2 separate regions of the Homo sapiens genome follow, and region 1 is linked to region 2. Evidence: read pairs that join two places in POLR2A ChIA-PET (ENCODE). Cell type or tissue: MCF 10A. All regions are shown on one strand. Links, peaks and the distances in the headings refer to the core of each region. The heading gives the core; the rest is flanking DNA.

Evidence for each region. ChIA-PET counts read pairs that join two places held together with the same protein. Peaks named below come from ENCODE experiments on the same cell type or tissue, not always from the same donor. Only the 100,000 strongest peaks of a DNase experiment are listed, where the experiment ranks them.
Region 1: POLR2A ChIA-PET joins it to region 2 with 5 read pairs; 5 of 35 experiments call an interaction of 5 or more read pairs at or near these places.

The regions. Positions count from the first base shown.
Region 1 is chr2:171,982,644-171,988,226 of GRCh38, reverse strand. It overlaps HAT1 (histone acetyltransferase 1), which reads right to left. Exons shown (of 11, transcript NM_003642.4): 11 at 4,541-5,042. The coding sequence ends at 4,875. The region is part of intron 2 of LOC124905590 (a long non-coding RNA gene); the gene reads left to right. Among named protein-coding and RNA genes, the nearest start is that of METAP1D, 15 kb to the left of the region's middle. In MCF 10A, for the core only: no CTCF peak of the experiment used is centred there; no DNase peak of the experiment used is centred there.
Region 2 is chr2:172,082,071-172,088,445 of GRCh38, reverse strand. DLX1 (distal-less homeobox 1) reads right to left here and starts at 2,939. Exons shown (of 3, transcript NM_178120.5): 1 at 2,456-2,939; 2 at 1,593-1,792; 3 at 1-443. The coding sequence starts at 2,768. The coding sequence ends at 189. It overlaps METAP1D (methionyl aminopeptidase type 1D, mitochondrial), which reads right to left. Exons shown (of 10, transcript NM_199227.3): 10 at 6,016-6,375. RefSeq lists enhancers at 842-1,453, 2,068-2,679, 2,711-2,830, 2,680-3,293, 3,294-3,905 and 2 more and a silencer at 3,111-3,220. In MCF 10A, for the core only: no CTCF peak of the experiment used is centred there; a DNase peak (open chromatin) is centred at 3,025.

The sequences.
Region 1 (5,583 bases), core at 584-5,583, 100 kb after region 2:
TGCCATTAAACAAGATAGCTCAAATAATCCCCAAAAGTAAAAAAGCAGTTAGAAAACGTGGTAGGTCATCACATATACATATGGTATATAAAAAATATATATACATACATGCTCCCTTTTGCATGTATCTCTGAAAGATACACAAGATATTGATAACTGGTTGTTTCTGGAGGAATGCAGTGAGGAAATTTTCACTGCATGCCCTGTTGCTTTTTATTTCCGTGTGCATACTTCCTATTGAAATATCACATATACGTAAACACAGCTCTGCCCAACTCAGTGAGTAAACTAAATGCACTGTATAATTCCACCACACCTCATAAAACAAGAATGAAATATTTATAATAGAAATGTAAAGGCATATGGGAACACAGAAAAGTTGAAGATTAAATGTTGAGAGGAAGAGTAACTTCAGGCCATATTTCAAGAGGCATTGATAATTTCAGTCATTGCTATCAAACAGACTCTTAAGGTTTTTTGTGTTTTTTTTACTTTTTTCTTATTTTTAGAGATGGGGGTCTCTCTACGTTGCTTAGGCTAGTCTTGAACTCCTGGGCTCAAGCTATCCTCCTGCCTCAGCCTCCTAAGTAGCTGGGACTACAGGCATGTGACACCAAGTCCAGCTTTTTTTTTTTCTTTTTTTTTTTTTTAGAGGACAGGGTCTGGCTTTGTCACCCAGGCTGGAGTACGGTGGTGTGAACATAGCTAACTGCAACCTTGAACTCCTAAACTCAAGCGATCCTCCCGCCTCAGCCTCCCAAGTAGCCTGGCTTGCACCACCACAGGTGTGCACTACCAAGCCTAATTTTTCTTTTCGTTTTGTTTTGAGATGGAGTCTCACACTGTTCCCTGGGCTGGAGTGCACTGGTGCAATCTCGGCTCACTGCAACCTCTGCCTCCCAGGTTCAAGCGATTCTCCTCCCTCAGCTTCCCAAGTAGTTGGGATTATAGGCGCCTGCCACCATGCCCAGCTAATTATTTTTATTTTTAGTAGAGACGGGGTTTCGCTATGTTGGCCACCAAGCCTAATTTTTAAATTTTTTTGTAGACGGGGGCTTGCCATGTTGCCCAGGCTGGTCTTGAACTACTGGCCTCAAGCAGTCCCCCACCTTGGCCTCCTAAAGTGTTGGGATTACAGGCATTAGCCACCGTGCATGGCCGAGAATACTTTTCTTAATACTTGCTCCTCTAAAAGTCCCTCTTAGAACAGCCTAGTGGGCTGGCATGCTTACTTGGCTGGCCTACTTGATGGAAGATGAGATGGAGTAGAAGTCAGGAGCCTAGTGTATATTCCTGGCTTTGCCAGTTACTTGTAGTGTGGCCTCTGGATTTACTGTCCATTTATAAATTGACAGTGTAGACTGCAAAACATACATTTTTTAAAAAAACAGGTAATTCATATCAAGGAAAAGATTTTACACACGCACACACAATTCAACCTTCCCAGTAAAATAAATGTAAATAAGATATTTTATCTATGGAAACAACATCCCACGTCATTGAAATTCTGTTAAAATTGGTATATACATTCACATCGGGTAGTATTTTAACGATTCTGCAAAATATGGCATGTTTATGTAATAGAGCCATAGACATATTCTTATCCTTTAACTCAGTTAACTACATTTCCCAGGAAATGATTTCACAGATACAAATATATACATGCACAAAGATATACTACTATGTTCCAAGTATATACACAGAGATATACAAATGCAAAAATAATTTTATTTGGAAGTATTGAGTACTTTATTAAATCAGTATTTAATAGTTAAACTGGCTTTTAAATTCTAAGAAAAAGAACTTAAGAATTTAAGGAATTAAATCAGTTGACCTCTCAGGTGTATGATTCTAATCTTGTTATCAAATATGGCCTTAGTAGCTTTGCTGCCAGCTCTTCTCTAGTAGGTAAAGATGGCAGTTAATCAGAAGGTCTGATAGATTTTCAGCCTAGACAAGGCTCTGGTACAACAAACTGGGGCCCCAGCAATTTGGAGACAATCAGGGACACAGTCCTTTTTCCCTCCCTTCTCACACAAACTATGTCACGTATAAACTATGAATATCCTTGTGTGACTTAGAAAAGTGTTTTATTTTAGACATATACCACATCTACACCCACATCTGAGTATAAAAGTATAAGGGTAAGGAGAAAGGATATGAAAACGACAAACACAGAACCTAGAACAGGGAGGGAGTGAGCCTAGAGATCATTCTAGTACAACCTCAGTTTCACAGATGAAAAACCTGATGCTCAGAAGGAAATATATGTAGAGAAAACGCAATTTATAGAGGACAGGGAAAAAGTAAGAGGCCGGGCACAGTGGCTCAACGCCTGTAATCCCAGCACTTTGGGAGGCCGAGGGCAGATCATTTGAGGTCAGAAGTTCAAGACCAGCCTGGCCAACATGGTGAAACTCTGTCTCTACTAAAAATACAAAAATTAGCTGGGCATGGTGGCTCAGGGCTGTAATCCCAGCTACTTGGGAGGCTGAGGCAGGAGAATTACTTGAACTCGGGAGGCAGAGGTTGCAGTGAGCTGCATTCCAACCTAGGCAGCAGAGACTTCGTCTCAAAACAAACAAACAATAGGAAAATCAGCATCACATTTTCTTTCTGGTTTTTATACAAAAAAAAAATCTTGAAAGATAATTGGTTTAGATGGTATTGATGCTTTCTTCAGAGCTCATCTTTAAGTATCAGCTGTGAACTGTCAATAAAAAAATTAAAAATTAGCCAATTTAGATGAAAGACAAATTGCTTTCATATCATTTCAGAAAGGATTTTAACTGAACTAGTTCATTTTATCTGTAGCAAATTATGTACACAGATATAATCTCTCAGAAGTCAACAAGTTTTATCTATATACAGGCTTCTGAGATGAGATGGTTTGAAACTTTTATAGCTCCCTCATTTTAAGGGAACAGTAGTGCTGTTGGTATGCTGCTGGCCACAGCTATTTTGTGTCCAGAGGCTACCAGTTACTTCTCTGACAGATTTTACGGATGGAAATTGATCAAAGGACGAGATAATGCCTGTCCAACTTGGGATTCTGCCCCAAGCATCCATCAAATCAGATTTTTAAAAGTAAATTTCAACTTACATCCTGTTTTTGTTATATAATACCTTGTTTACTAGCATACATTATAAACATCTCAAACTTTTACTTTGAATGATTCTGTTTCCAGCAATCTATTTATACTCTACTTCATTAAAAACAAGACTATATTAAGCAGTTTGTCATTATTTTTTCTTGCTGTATTTCAATACCTTGGTAACCTTACAGCAAATCCGAACAGATGGGCGTCTCACTTTACACAAGATATATTTTAATAATGGTGTGTAAATTGTATTTTATACACTGATTTCTATCTTCTATTTTTATTTATAGAATGTTTATGCTAACTTCTAAGTTATCTTCAAATAATATTTGATGCCAAAATTTTGGCTTTTAGGCTGTATCTAGTTTGATTTCCCTCGTACCTGCCTTCCCAAACAGTTAATAGAGTTAATAGGATTTTATTTAAAACAAAATAAAACCTATACTAAGAACATTTCCTATTATGAAAAATCAGTAAGAACTTAAACTACAAGGAAAAAACCAAACAACCCCATTAAAAAGAGACGTGAACAGACACTTTTCAAAGAAGACATACGTGTAGCCAATAAGCATATGAGTAAAAGCCCAATACCACTGATCATTAGAGAAATGTAAATCAAAACCACAATGAGGTACCATCTTACACCAGTCAGAATGGCTGTTATTAAAGTCAAAAAATAACAGATGCCGGCAAGGTAGTGGAGAAAAGGGAACACTTATAAACCGTTGGTGGAAGTATAAATTAGTCCAACCACTGTGGAAAGCAGTGTGGCAATTCCTCAAAGAGCTAAAAACAGAACTACCATTTGACCCAGCAATTCCATTACTAGGTATATACTCAGAGGAATATCAATCATTCTACCATAAAGACACACGCATGCAAACATTCACTGCAGCACTATTCACAATAGCAAAGACATGGAATCAACCTAAATGTCCATCAGTGACAGACTGGATAAAGAAAATGTGGTATATACACACCACAGAATACTATGCAGTCATAAAAAAGAACAAGATCATGTATTTTGCCAGGACATGGATGGAGCTGGAAGCCATTGTCCTTAGCAAACTAACACAGGCACAGAAAACCAAATACTGTATGTTCTTACTTAACAAGTGGGAGTAAATGATGAGAACACATGGACACAAAGAAGGGAACAACAGATACTGGGGCCTACTTGAAGGTGGAGGTTGGGAGAATAGCAGAAAAATTAACTATTGGATACTAGGCCTAGTATCTGGGTGTTGAAATAATCTGTACAAGAAACCCCCAAGACACTAGTTTACCTATGTAACAAACCTCCACATGTACCCCTGAATCTAAAAGTTAAAAAAGAAAGAAAAATCATATTGAAAAAATAAAATTACCAGGATAACCTTAAAGAAATGTTTTAAAGGTGTCAGATGTAAAATCTTAGAAGCAAAGTGTGGAAGGAATGATAAGTATTTAAGAATGAGGTTTATTGTAAGTATTTAAGAATCATATCATCACACATTAACATATCACAACTAAGCATTTATTATACTGTTTAAGAAGGGAAGCAATTGCAGTAGTATTTCAGAAGCTTTATCTTTCTTTAAATGCAATATATGCTCATAAACTCTAAACAGTATTTTAAAATATACAATCTCTCCAAAAGAAAATATTCAACTAAAGATAGATAACTTTTAGTATAAGCAAAATGTCACAAGATTTTAAAATTAAAGTCATCAGATTTTTCACAGCACATTGTACAGAAAATTTGCAAGCTTCCTGTACAGAGCAGTATAATCTTTACTCTTGAGCAAGTCGTTCAATAACACGCCGGTAATCTTCCACTAGTTCCTGAAAACTCTCTTCCAGCTGTTCATGTTGCATGCTTATTTCTATTTGGTTCATCTGGTTTGTCAGTTCTTCTGGTCTGAGACATTTTCTCATCTTAGCAAGATCTCTCTGCTTTTTCTAAGTGACAAACAATTATTTGTTAGACGAAGAAAGTAAATATATTTCCTTATAGTCTTACAATTTTAAGTCTCCAATGTTAAAAATAAGAATAGTATGAATACGCCCAAACTTGTCCCACAATGTTTTTTTTTTGTTTTGTTTTGTTTTTTAAGGAAGCTTAAACATAATGTTAACCATGAATTGCAAACCCTCTAAAAAGAGTTAACAAGAAGACCTGGTATTTGTGTCCAATGATGGTAAATACAGACATGTGACTAGCAGCCCCCTCCAAAACTTTAAAGAACTCTGGGCAGTATAGACACTCAAATATTTGCTTAATAGATAGAAGACATTAGCTGAAGAAAGACAACTGAGATTAAGTGCTATTATTCTTCATTTTACTATTCAGTCATTAATTAATTACATTTTAAATTCCACCCAGTGAAGTACTTACGGGCCACATGCTAATTTTAACATAAACTGTTAGAAATGTTTCAGAAAGACAAATGGAAAACTGCTATACTTTAAAAATATATTAAATAGCATTTGAGTCTTTATT
Region 2 (6,375 bases), core at 799-5,798:
GTTCAGGCTAGAGCGCGGATGCCGGGAAGTTGCTGGGCCGGACCTCGCGGGGCTCCGAGGAGATGGAGGGCGTCCCGCCTCCACTGTTCCTTCTTCCCTCTGGGTCCTTCTTTTCCGGACGGGATGGATGGACCTGGAGGCGGGAGGGACCTGGGCCGGGGAGACAAGAAGGAGACGGGCGGGCAACCTCACATAAGTTGGGGTTGCTGCATAGCTTCTTGGTGCGCTGAAGGGTACCACGATGTGTAGCTGGGGATATAGGAGCCCGCGTTTCCTCCTGAGCCCTTCCCGGATGAAGAGTTAGGGTTCCAGCCGGGCGGCACGGGTGGGGAGCCAGCAGACAGGGCCCGACCGTTGGCCAACGCACTACCCTCCAGAGCCGCCCCACCCTGCTTCATCAGCTTCTTGAACTTGGATCGCTTGTTTTGGAACCAGATCTTGACCTGCAAGAGCGGACAACAACGTGACTCAGGCTGGGACCACTGAGCCTACCTAGGTCACAGGGAGGAAAAAAGGGACCGCAGAACAGCAGAGATAGGACCTCCCAACCCTGCGCCAGCTGGCAGCTCCCTGCCAGAGAAGCAGAGACATCCCTCCTTCCTCCCTTCCCCCATAAGAGCCAAAGGCTCGAAGGCCGAACCTCCCGCCGCCGTCAGCCCACGGGGGCAGCTCTCAGAGAGCCAGGGAGGAGTTGTGATGAGGGGAGAACCGGGATCCAGGCCTTAGCCTGCCAGGGGCTCAGTCCGACCGTGGCTACCGCCTGCGGAAGATACAGCGCCTGCATAACACCGAGCCAGCAATTCCAATATCAACATCAATAAAAAGAATCGAAAACCTAGGAAGGAGTGGAGGAAATTTATTTGCAACGCGACCCAACTTTTCTATGCGCCATCTTTTCTGCCCTTGAGTTGGGACGGACTAAGGAGGCCTCAAGGTTTTGCTGAACTTCTCTTTGGATTCAAAACCATTCTTGCACTAGTGTCTGTTTGCTTTCTCCAGCTCTGCTCCAAATCCCGGACCGGACGTCGGAAACCCGCGCCCGCCGCCGTCAGGAACGCTCACGGGCTCCCCGGAGTCTTACAGAAAGCCGGGAAGGAAGGTCCCGTTTCTTCTCTAAGGTCTGGGACTTGAGAGGTGAGAGGGCGGAGGAAAGGATCTCCCCCCACCCCCAACCGGTAAGAAGGAGGAGGAGGAGGGAGGCTGAGGCGCGGACCCAGGCCCCGAGTGATTAGTCACACAATTTAAAGGCAAAGGAGGGATTAAGCCCGGAGTCTATTGTTCCAGTTGTTTAGGCACGTGTGACCTCTGAGTTCCCAAACAAATCGTCTGGGGAAATCCTTCCTGCGCCCTAATCAGATTGTCCAGGGACAGAGGGCCGGACGGCAGGCAGCTCGGGATACCGAGAGCAGTGACAGAGCTAGGGCAGAGGGAATGAGGGAGGAAGGAGACACGCTGAGAGCCAGGGGTGGACACAAACACATACACACAGTGACACCCCGACCCTGAGTCCCAGCGAGCAACAAATGAAGACCCGGGCGCAGGCCGGCCGCGGAAAGCCTGCGTGGCAGAACGGAGCGGCAGCGGCGAGGTACCTGAGTCTGTGTGAGTCCCAAAGAGGCCGCGAGCTCCGCCCTCTCCGGCAGAGCTAGGTACTGAGTTTGCTGGAACCTCCGGTTCAAAGCCTGCAACTGCAAACTGGAATAAATCGTCCTGGGTTTACGGATCTTTTTTCCCTTGCCATTGAAGCGCACTTCACCGCCTTCCACCACCGTGCTCTTCTCCGAGTCCGCCCCTGGAGGGACAGCAGAAGTAGGGCCCGTTGTTAATACGAGGGGCCGCCTTTAGTGCGAACAGCCGAGAGCGAGTGGCTACCGAAGGGTGGCGGAGGCAGCACCAGGGAGAGAACGTTCAAGAAACTCTGAAAGCCAGGGAAGGGTCCCCCAAAATCCGAGGGCCTGTCCCGGGACGCTGCAGGAGGGATAGAGCCGTTCCCAGGAGCTCAGCTCCTGCCTTTGCAGGGAAAGTTTGCTATTTTTGCAGGCGGTAGTTGAGGTTTAATTACCCTTAATTGCATACATTGTTTATAGCGCTACGCAATAAATAATTACCGAGACTAATACGTGCACATGTGGGTTTCTGTTTTCCAGCGGGGCATTGTGTGCTCTGCACACCGAGCCGCCCAGAGGCCCAGCCAGTGCCAGGAGACGCTCTGGGATTTATCCTTGGCTGGATAGTTGCAAATTGAGGGAATTTTTAAAAAAATTTATTTGCTGTGACAAGGATCTATAGATTGATATTCGAAACCTCCACTGCTCCCGCGCCCTCCCCACCCCCACCCCACCTCGCTCTCCTCTCTTCTCTTTCTCTCTCTCTCCCTCTCCTCTTCTCCCCCGCTCCTTCTTTCCCTCTCTCCCTTGTACCTCCTCCTCTCCCTCTCCCTGGCAAGCGCACGTACCTGGGTCCTCCAGGCGGCTCTGGGCGAGGCTGGCGCTGCCCGGGTAGGACTGCACCGAACTGATGTAGGGGCTGGATGCGTGGCTGCTGACCGAGTTGACGTAGGGGTAGCCCAGCGGTCGGGAGAAGGACGAGGCTGAGCTGTAGGCGCCGTCGGGCTGCGAATGGCCCGCCGAGTGTAAACAGTGCATGGAGTAGTGCCCGTGGGACATGGGAGAAGGAGACATTTGCTGGTTGGGCGGCCCAAACTCCATAAACACCGCCTTGCCCGACACGGGGCTGTTGAGACTTTCTGGCATGGTGGTCATGGTCATCTCTTCTCGCGGGGTCTGGGTGTGGGACTTTCTCTCCTCTGCTTCCCTTTTGGGGGTCTCTATGTTTCTCAGGACAGGAAGGAACCCAATTTAAGCGGAACAGGGGTTTTCACTTTCCATTCATAAGAAAATGGAGTTTGTCTCTTTGAAAAGTCTAAGCATGATGCTGCTGAGCTCCCCAAACTCGGTTCAAAGCTTTGACTCAGCGAAGGTCATAAATATTCATGAGCTGGCGGAGCTGATTGGTCCGCTGTCTTGCATAATCACTGGGGATTGGTCCGAGGCGCTCGGGCTCCGCTGGACTAGAGCGGGCGAGGCGGCCCGGCCTCGGGTAAGACGCATCCACACTTCCCGGCCGGGGCTCCTCTGCAACAGAGCGCGCCGGGCAGGAAGCACAATGGGCTGCGGCGTCTGCGCCGGGGCCCCTGCGGCCCGCGGCTCATCGGCCTCCCGCCTCCCTCGCGCGCTTTCCTCCCCAGGAACCAACCAGCGGCTCCGCGCCGCCGCCCCCCTACCACTGTCCCCACCCTTCAGCGGTCCCTAACACCGGACACCCGGGACCGCTTCTCGTCGCTGCCACTCAGTTCGGCGCAGAGCTAGGGCGGCTCAGGAGGAGACTGACCTCTGCCTCTGGAGCGCGGAGTCGCGCACTGGGGGCGCCCGAGGCGGCCAACAGACAGAGGTTCTCCTAAGAGCCTTGTGCCTAGCGCAGCGCCTATCCGGCCGCGCCTCCCCGGTACGCTCTGCCGCATCCCTGGAGTCGGGGCTTAGGGGCCCTCCCTGCGAACTCACTCACTCGGCCGCTGCGCCAACGCCGCTGTCGCTCCCTGGGGCCCGCTCGCATTGCTCCAGGCCCAGCTGGCCACTCCAGCTCGAGGCTGCACGGGTCTGATTAAAGCAGTGCGCGTGGAGAGCCAGGAACCCGCGCTTCTCCTCCCAGGAAAGGCGGCTGCACCGCCCCCTCCCCCAACACACACATCCTCTTTCCCTCCCAGCCTTCCTCCTCCTCCCCCTCCCTTCTCCACTCCCCATGCGCGGAGAGCCCCGGGCTCACTCGCCCCGAGAGCGCGGCTCAGCGTGGAGCCCAGGGGGCCTAGGGGCTCAGATCTGCTGGAGCCACCGACGCCAGGTGGTCATTTTCCGGCCTCCTGAGGTCTAGCGCGACTTCCAGAGTTTAGGAGTCCCTGGGGGACACCGAAACCCGCAGCAAACCCAGGCCTGTGGTAGGCTCCCTTATCTATGTGTAGACGTCTCTCGTTGCCACCCAGGATCTTCCTCACCTCCAGTGGCCAAAGCGCGCGCCACCAGGCCTAGGGGGCAGGGCTAGTGGAGGCAAGATCTGCCGCTGCTCCTTCTGTCTTCTGGGGTGCTAGGTACAAAAAAGTGCACAAGAGCCCCCACCCCATCGCCACTACTACCAATACAGCCAGTCCCTCGCGGTGTGGCGTACACCACCCTGGCTGTAAGTGGATGTTGGTTCCCCATCCCGCCAGCCCCACGGTGAATCCCAAATTACTTTGTTAGGTAATTAGAAAGTGTTGATAATTATTTCTTTCATAATTTAGCGGTGTGACGGGAACGGGGAAATGATCTTGTGAAAGTTCACACGTGCAGATGTATTAGTTACTGATTCATTTGATTAAATGGTAGTCTCAAGTGCTCAGATCCGCAGCTGAAGGCGCCCCATTAGCATAACACTGATGTTTAATTTTCATACGCATAATTAGCCATATATTTAACACTAATAGCAACATGCAGCCTTTCAGCGTTAAACAGCCCGGGATTTGATCTGGCCTGAGCTGAACCTTCATCGCTGCACCTTCCCCTGTCTGGAGTGTGCAATGATCACAGGACAAACCTCTGTAATCAAGCACATTTTGGCAGAGGGAACACCAATAAAAATGAACATTCAAAACAAATTACATCGGTGCTGTCGTTACAGATATTAGTAGAGGGGGTTTCTCTTTTTTTTTAACTTCTGTACCAGCTGCTGCTGCCCGCAGAATTCCTCTCCTTTGGTTTAAGGGCACAATGCTGGGGGCAGAAATATTTCAGGCAGAGTGGTTGGAGCAAAAAGAAAAGCAAAAGCAAAAAAAACCCAATACGCCAAACCAATAACGGGTTTGCCAACGTTTAAAAGATTTTTTTTTTCTTAATCACCGAACCACACGGTGAGGCTTTGTAGCAACAGCCAGCTAATGATTCCGCCACCAGGCAACTCCGGGAGCCGCTCGGCTCGTCCTGATTTCTGTGTCGCACTTGTGGTTTTAATTGCTCCTTCCTAGTGCCTGTTTTAGGGTATGGAGTGCCACGCCGTGTGCCCAGCACAGTCGCTCGGATACTGCCGGGCCCCAGGTCTCTCGCGCGTGCCCTGAGGGCCTTGCCCAAGTAAGTGATCGCCGCGGCGGGCGCGGGGTCGGGGTTGGGACCGGGGAAAGCGGAATTGGTAATTCCCGGAGCTCAGGGCAAGGCGTGAGGAAACCCGACGGCCGGGCCGCCTAGGGACAGTGTATTCCAGAGACTTGCAAGGTGGGGGAAGGGGAGAGACGGCCGCACATCGCGACAGTCTCTTGGGTGCTCTGTGTCCACAGCTGGAAAAGGATCAAAGACTTTTGCGGTAGCACAGGGGACCTGGTTGCCTTCTTGGAACAAAAGTCCGGCATGAGCCCCTCGGGATACTGTTTCAGAGCCTTGCTTAATTTAGAAGCGGGTTGTGTGTGAGCAAGAGATGGCTACACTCCGGAATTATTTCTTAGCTCAGAAAGGTCTAGGGAGGAGCACTGAGCGCGGGCCCTCTGATGCCGAGCCGCTGGCGGTAGCTGGTTTCTCAATGTGGGATCTTAGCTGCACTCAGTGAACTTGGAGTGGATCCCTCCCACCCCCTACTGCTAAGGTGACACCTGTTCTGAATGCCGGTTTGCTTAAATTGTTGCCTGCCCTCACTCTGAGAGAAAACAAAACTCTCCCATTTGTCCTGAGGGTCCGGGATTCCTCATGGAGCCTACTGGAGTCACCTCAGGACCAGGAGGTCCTGGTGGTGTTAGCCGCAGCCACTCTTGGCTGGAATCCCAGTGGCTCTGGGTGAGGTTTTCGGCCAGTTCAGCTGGAAGAGGGACAGGAAGGCGTGGACGAGGTATTTTTAAATCTACTTCCTAATCTCAACTTCAAAGCATGTTAAAGGGAGTTCTTTAGGGAGCTGCTGAGTGTTGGTACACACATACACACATATATATATACACCCACACACTTTAGGTTAGTCCCTTTAATAAATGGAATTATAAACTTGTCCCATAAATACCTCCACCTCAAAATAATTGCTGCACAAGCAGCGTGTTACCTCAGTGGTTAGTAAAGTCCTGTGGTCCTAATAAAACTATCCTTGGGGAACCTCGGAGTAAACTGATTTGCAGATAAGATACAATGCTAATGGTTGCAATCTGATTGCCTTAGGAGAAAACTGAAGTCATTCTCCAGCAAACATCTCCCAAGGCCAGCTGAACCCTCTTGATCTTTAGGGAATTCAGATCTTTGGGGGGGTGGGGGGCAGTAGCATCAGGCTGTGGGCCTCTGCTTGGCCAACTTCCGACCACACAAAAAGTTTTTCTAT